2 separate regions of the Homo sapiens genome follow, and region 1 is linked to region 2. Evidence: chromatin contacts called from ENCODE Hi-C or POLR2A ChIA-PET data. All regions are on one chromosome and are shown on one strand. Each heading gives the region's core, a stretch centred on a gene start or an enhancer-like site at or near the end of the contact. The rest is flanking DNA. Distances are from core to core; before and after follow the strand shown. Region 1 holds the start of NOL4L-AS1 (NOL4L antisense RNA 1). Region 2 overlaps NOL4L (nucleolar protein 4 like).

The links. A loop is a pair of places that touch in the nucleus more often than their neighbours do. ChIA-PET counts read pairs that join two places held with the same protein, here RNA polymerase II (POLR2A).
Region 1: a map of HepG2 shows a loop between it and region 2 (2.5-fold over the local background). The contact joins the promoter of NOL4L-AS1 here to the enhancer-like site in region 2. A Hi-C loop is called at or near these places in 4 of 168 maps with a recorded cell type or tissue (CD14-positive monocyte, CD8-positive, alpha-beta T cell, HepG2 and 1 more). POLR2A ChIA-PET finds 5 or more read pairs at or near these places in 23 of 52 experiments (AG04450, B cell, CD4-positive, alpha-beta T cell and 17 more).

The regions. Positions count from the first base shown.
Region 1 is chr20:32,559,794-32,562,493 of GRCh38, reverse strand. It overlaps NOL4L-AS1 (NOL4L antisense RNA 1), which reads right to left and starts at 1,401. Exons shown (of 3, transcript NR_199031.1): 1 at 1,315-1,401. All of the region lies in intron 1 of NOL4L (nucleolar protein 4 like), which reads left to right. RefSeq lists an enhancer at 1-624.
Region 2 is chr20:32,520,431-32,523,318 of GRCh38, reverse strand. It overlaps NOL4L (nucleolar protein 4 like), which reads left to right. Exons shown (of 11, transcript NM_001256798.2): 3 at 2,397-2,508. Among named protein-coding and RNA genes, the nearest start is that of NOL4L-AS1, 39 kb to the left of the region's middle. Within about 2 kb of position 1,423, at least 5 of the 41 ENCODE cell types and tissues checked have a DNase peak (open chromatin) inside an H3K27ac peak, as active enhancers do; they include CD4-positive, alpha-beta T cell, CD8-positive, alpha-beta T cell and natural killer cell, where a contact is called at or near this core.

The DNA of each region.
Region 1 (2,700 bases), core at 152-2,651, 39 kb before region 2:
GGAGACAGCCTGTGCAGAGGCATGGAAGTGTCATTTAAACCTGAGGTGGGCGGAGCCATAGCACACAGGCCTCTAGTGCCCAGCAAATCAGCCTGGATTTTATCTGGGCACTGGGGAGCCCAGGAATGTTTGGGGCAGGCGGCGTTGAGGTCTGATTTTCAGGGTCAGCGTTCAGCACTGCTAATCGGGGAGGTTGAGATAGTGGCTGAGACAGTGAAGCCGGAAGCCTGATGGGCGGGTGGGGGGTGGAAGTCAATCTGACATCTCATGCTCCCCAGTGTCACTAGGCAAATGCCATTCCTCCTGGAGCCTCAGTTCTGCCTATGGCCAGTGAGTGGACTGTGGACTTCCTGCCTCCCTGAGTGCTTAGGGTGAGAATGAAATAGTCCTGACGGCATGCCTGGAGCCAGGCACCCCATGGCCCTCGGAGTAAGCGCGCCTGTGGTCTTTCATTGAGCACTTGCTATATGCTAGATATTTTATTTATTTATTTGTTTATTTTTTTGAGGCAGAGTCTCACTCTGTCACCCAGGCTGGAGTGCAGTGGCATGACCACGGCTCATTGCAGCCTCAACCTCCCAAGCTCAAGCGATCCTCCCACCTCAGCCTCCCGAATAGCTGGGACTACAGGCACGTGCCGCCATGCCCAGCTAATGTGCTAGGTACTTTACACGAATTATATTGTTTGATTCTCATAACCACCCTTTTAGGTCCTCCCCATTCATTGAGGAGAAAACTGAGTCACAGGGGAGACAAATAACTTGCCCAAGAGACAAAGCTGGGATTTGGGCCCATGCTGGGGTGACCCCAGAGTCCTCACTGTTGCTCCTCCACACTCCTGTCCCCAAGCCCAACCCTGGCTGGGGCGTGGCCCCATCCCCAGCCAGTTCCCCAGGGCCCAGTTAATCCCCTCTCAGGGCCACCGGCATGAGAGCCAATTAGTGCCTGCTGTGCTGGGGGCACCACACCTGTCCCCTGCTCTGGGCCCCCCAGAGGCCCAGCCCTGCCCAGATCCTTTGGGCACACCCTCGGCTCTGGAAGCTGATGCTTCTTGTATTGCGCCATTAAGAAAAAGGACTCAGCCTCGTTTTTTGTCAGGGAAGCTTGGGGAAAATAAAGCCAGTGAGAGAAGCATTCCAGCGTCGGGATTTTTCCAAGCCTCGGCTGGGCCGCCCGTGGAGCGCTGACTTCCCGCTGCAGGTTCCCCTCATCCTCCCGGCACCCACCTACCTCCCCACCCGCAACCAGGCCCCAAGGGCCCCCATGGTCCCTGGTGACAGGGGGCTGCTGGTGGGGTTGGCTGCGGTTTCTCACCTGCGTGCAGGGTCTGGCTCCATCGTGAAAGGAGGAAGAGGGAAAAAAAGGTCCTTGAGATGGTGACAAAGGTCTGAGTGTGGGCCGCGAGAGCAGCCTGTTTCCAGGCAACTGCTATACCCTGGGCTCCCCGCGGTGGCGGGCACATCCGTCATGCCGCCGTGGCTCTGCTCGGGAGGGAGTTGGGCCCCCCCAGCAGCCCAGGCACACTGCCCACCGCCCCCAAGCTCCGGCCCTGCTGGGGACATGAGGCCCCTCCGGCAGGCACTGCGTGAGAATGCCCAGTGTTCTTGTGGCCGATGCTGGCTAAGCTCCTACTGGGTGCCCAGCCTCAGGCCTGGTGCAGGTGGGACAGAGCTGTCAATCATCAGTCCCATCCGTCAGTCTGTCCGTCCCCCATCCAGCCGTCCAGGATAGAACTGTGGTTTGGCGCACAGGTTCTGGAGGGCTGGGTTGAAACCCACTCCACCAAATCCTTGCTGTTTGTCCTTTGGTGCATTGCCCCACCTTGCCAGCCTCAGTTTCTTCATCTATGAAATGGATATAATAACAGTTCTTACCTCATAGGGTTGTTGGGAGGATTAAATCACTTAATATAGGTAATGCCTTAGGCACAGTGCCTGCCACATATTAAATGCTTGCTAAATGTTCATTGTTTCTCTTTTTATTATTAATTGTTTGTTAGGTGACAGTTGGGGCAGCGGGTAGCATGCCATCTGTGGCAATCAGGTAGACCTGGGTCGGGGGTGAGTTTGTCCCACTTTGAACCGTATGACCTTAGACAGGTGGCTCGGCCTCTCTGAGCCTCAGTTTCCTCTTGACTACACTGGGGAAATAATAGCTCCCTTGACACGCTCCCCTCCTCAGCCTAAGTGTGAAACCCCATCTCTTGTCGGGAGGATTAGTGGTGTCCACGTGTGCCAGGGCCCCACCCTGGCCACACTCAGTACTCAGAATGGTCATTATTCAGCAGGCCACGATTGGTGCCCACTGGGTGCCTGTGTGACGGGGCTGGGAGAGGAGTCAGGCCTGGCAGGGCGTGGCCTCACCAGTGCTCCCTTCCCCTGCCTTGGGGCTGCCCAGCCCTGCCCCCCATCCTCCAGCTCCTTTGTGAAAAGAACCTCTGCGAGTGCCCTGGAGCAAGAGGAGGAGGAGGACAAGAAGGCAGCCCGAGTGCCAGGGGGCCGGGCACACCGCCGCCTTTGTCTGGGCCACCCTGGAGGCAGAGGGAGGCTTGGTCTCCCAGGGCAGGCCACACTGCTGGCCTGCTGGCGGCTCAGGGAGGCCGCGTGGGCGGCAGGGCCTGGGCAGGCCTGGGCTGGCCGTGGTCCCTTGGGACAGCTTGGCCCACTCAGGCGAGAGGGATGCCCACGCCTGGGAGGAGGG
Region 2 (2,888 bases), core at 174-2,673:
TCTAAGCCAGGCTTGCAGACAATCCAGCCTTGTGGGGCAGGGCTTCCCTCCCTGGCCCTCAGGCAGTTCCAAGGACTTCTCACCTGTCAGCCTTCTATCCTCCCCTTCCACCCATCAATGGGACCCAGGGCCAGAAGGTGTGTGCTCAGCACTCCCCTCCCTGTGGCACGCCAGCCAGCCTTTGCACACTGCTGGGGTCCCTGCCAAGGCCAGGATAAATGTGGCCACCACTCTACCCCTGGAGAGGGAGCCATTCCTATTCCCTCAGCTGGCCAGGCAGCAAGAAGGGCCCTGCCCATCCTGTGTGCAGCCCTCAGCAGAGCAGCCAGGCCAGGAGGACCCCCTGAGCCCTTTAAAAAATATTTCTCTGCCCATTGGCAGGTGAGCAGGCAAGCTTTGGGTAGCTTAGTAGGGCTGCCCTCATGGTAGGGACCTGGCCCTCTTCTCCCAGCTGACTGTGCAACCCTCCCCCGGGCCCTCCACTGAGCTCTCCTGAGGCCTGACCTAGGGTGCCACGTCTCAGGGGAGCCGAGGGGCATCTGTCGGCCCAAGTCAGCCACAGCCCTCTGCTCTGCCTAGCACACGCCCTTCCCTCCTGCACACTTGCTCCTGCAGCTGCCACCCTTCAGCCAGACATCTCTCTCCAGACCCAGCTGGCCTGAGAGGAACGTGCCCCCAGACTTCCAGGCAGCCCTGGGCTGCTCTGCTGAGGGCTGCACACAGGATGGGCAGGGCCCTTCTTGCTGCCTGGCCTACTGAGGGCACAGGAATGGCTCCCTCTCCAGGGGTAGAGTGGTGGCCACATTTATCCTGGCCTGGGCTAGGGATGAAGCTCTCTGTGTGCATGGCAGAAAAGCCCCATCCCTCGGACCTGACACCTGACAAGGACCAGCTGCATCCCTGATGTTGCTCTCCCATCCGCTGCTCCAGTCAGAGACACTGGGGTTTGCCCTTGTCCCTGACCTCCAGAGGAAGGCAATCAGACAGGGAATTTGGAAGGGAGATAACTCATCAAGGAGCCTGCCTGCTCCACAGAGCATCAAATCAGCTGAGAAATAACAATTGTGTCACCAAAATTAACTTCGCATTTGCAGCTGGCAAGAGTGGCCCCTGGACTCTGCCAGTGGGCTGAGCTGGAAGCTGTGCCTGAGCTGGTCCTCCAAGAGCCCAGCCACAGCCTGGGACACCCCAAGCCTTCTGCATCCCCCCACAACTCCACTCCCCAGCCCCGCCCTAGCCCACCTCTACCCTCCAGCCATCACAGAGATGGAGAAGGACATTCGTGCATTTCTAAAGGAGCAAACCCCTGCAGTTGCTGTGGGAAGGCGGGGCCAAGCGCAGCGCAGAGCAGCCCCTCACCCTTGGCCAACTTTCCCAGCCCGGCTGCGGGCTGCGGCGAGGACAGCGGAACGCTTGGGTGATGCTGCCCCTTAGTGGAGAGGTGCGGGAGGACCCAGGCTCCAGGAAGCACATGGAAAACCAGTAACTGGGCAGTCTCAGCCCAGGGAACCTGGGACTGAAGGGACTCTTTGGCCCCACCAGACAGCTAAATCAGGGTCAGTGGCTTTTCCAAAACCCAGAGCAAGAGGAAAGGGCTGGACACCTAGGCCCACAGCCACTTCTTCCCCACTCCCCCACCCAGCCCTTTTTTCATGTTCCCTCCCTTCTTTGTGTCTCTCCCCCAGCCCTCTGCATCCCTGTCCTCCTCCTCAACTAGGGGAGGCCTTCTGGAGGCAACTGTGGAGTGGTGTGACCTGGAACATGGGGTTTAGTCTGGCACTGCCTTGAAAATTCCTTGTGACCTTGGGGAGTCAGCTCACCTCTCCAAGCCATAGTTGCCTGGAACATGGGGGTCCTGCAGAGCCTGTCTAGTTTGAAAAGTCTGATGCCTGGTACTAGCCCTTCACAGCTCTTCCTAAGAAGGTTCTTGACCTGTCAGTGATCACAGGAGATGGCTTGTAGGACCTTTGGTTCTGTGTATGGGCCTGGGGCAGTGAATTTATCTGTGGGTCTCAGTCTATCCATCTCTAAGAGGGGAACTGCTCACCCTACGCTAGAGCAATGTTTGTAAGCCCATTTTTTTGTAGCAGCAATAAAATGTTCTGAGGAATGTTACTTATTAGAATATAGGTTAAAGACTAGATAATGTTTAAAGGGTTTGCTTTTTCAATTTTTAACCTCCTTTATTGCGATTTTTAAAACAAATGGTTTTCCACAAAAGTACTGTCTCATTGCCACAGCTGAGAATCCAGGACACCTGTCCCTTGCTCCTCAAATCCCTGACTTTCCTTGCAAGAGCCGAAGCACCTGCCACCAAAGCTCAGACCTTGGTGACCCCATGGCCAAGTTGCCTCCCCACAGATCCATATAACAAGCGAAGCTCTTCTCTCCTCCAGATCGCAGAGACCTATGCCTTCCTCCCGAGAGAGGCCGTGACCCGGTTCCTGATGAGCTGTACGGAGTGTCAGAAGAGGATGCACTTTAACTCCAATGGCCTGGAACCCAAAGGTAGCAGGGGTGGCGTGCTGGAGGGCTAGGGCGGGGGCCATCTAAGAGTGGACTGTCCCTGAAGACGCCAGCTTTTGCTGGCACAGAAAAGTGTCCAGCAGCTGTTGTTGCTAGTCCCAGAGGCCAGTATGGGTCCGTGGTGCTGCCCAAAGCGCCTTGTTTTGTTTCGTTTAACTTTTTTTAAATCTCAAATTTCACTTAAAAACCAACCATACAAAACAAAAAAGTGAACAACATGTTTCCCCTGCCTTGCAAGGCCCCGGCCAGCCCCTTTCCTCCCAGCCGGATTCCAGTTGGGAATGGCCAGCCTGCCCCGTTCTCAAAGTTCCATCCATGCCTCCCACTGCTTCTCCATGCACGAGGGTCTGGCCTGTACCCTC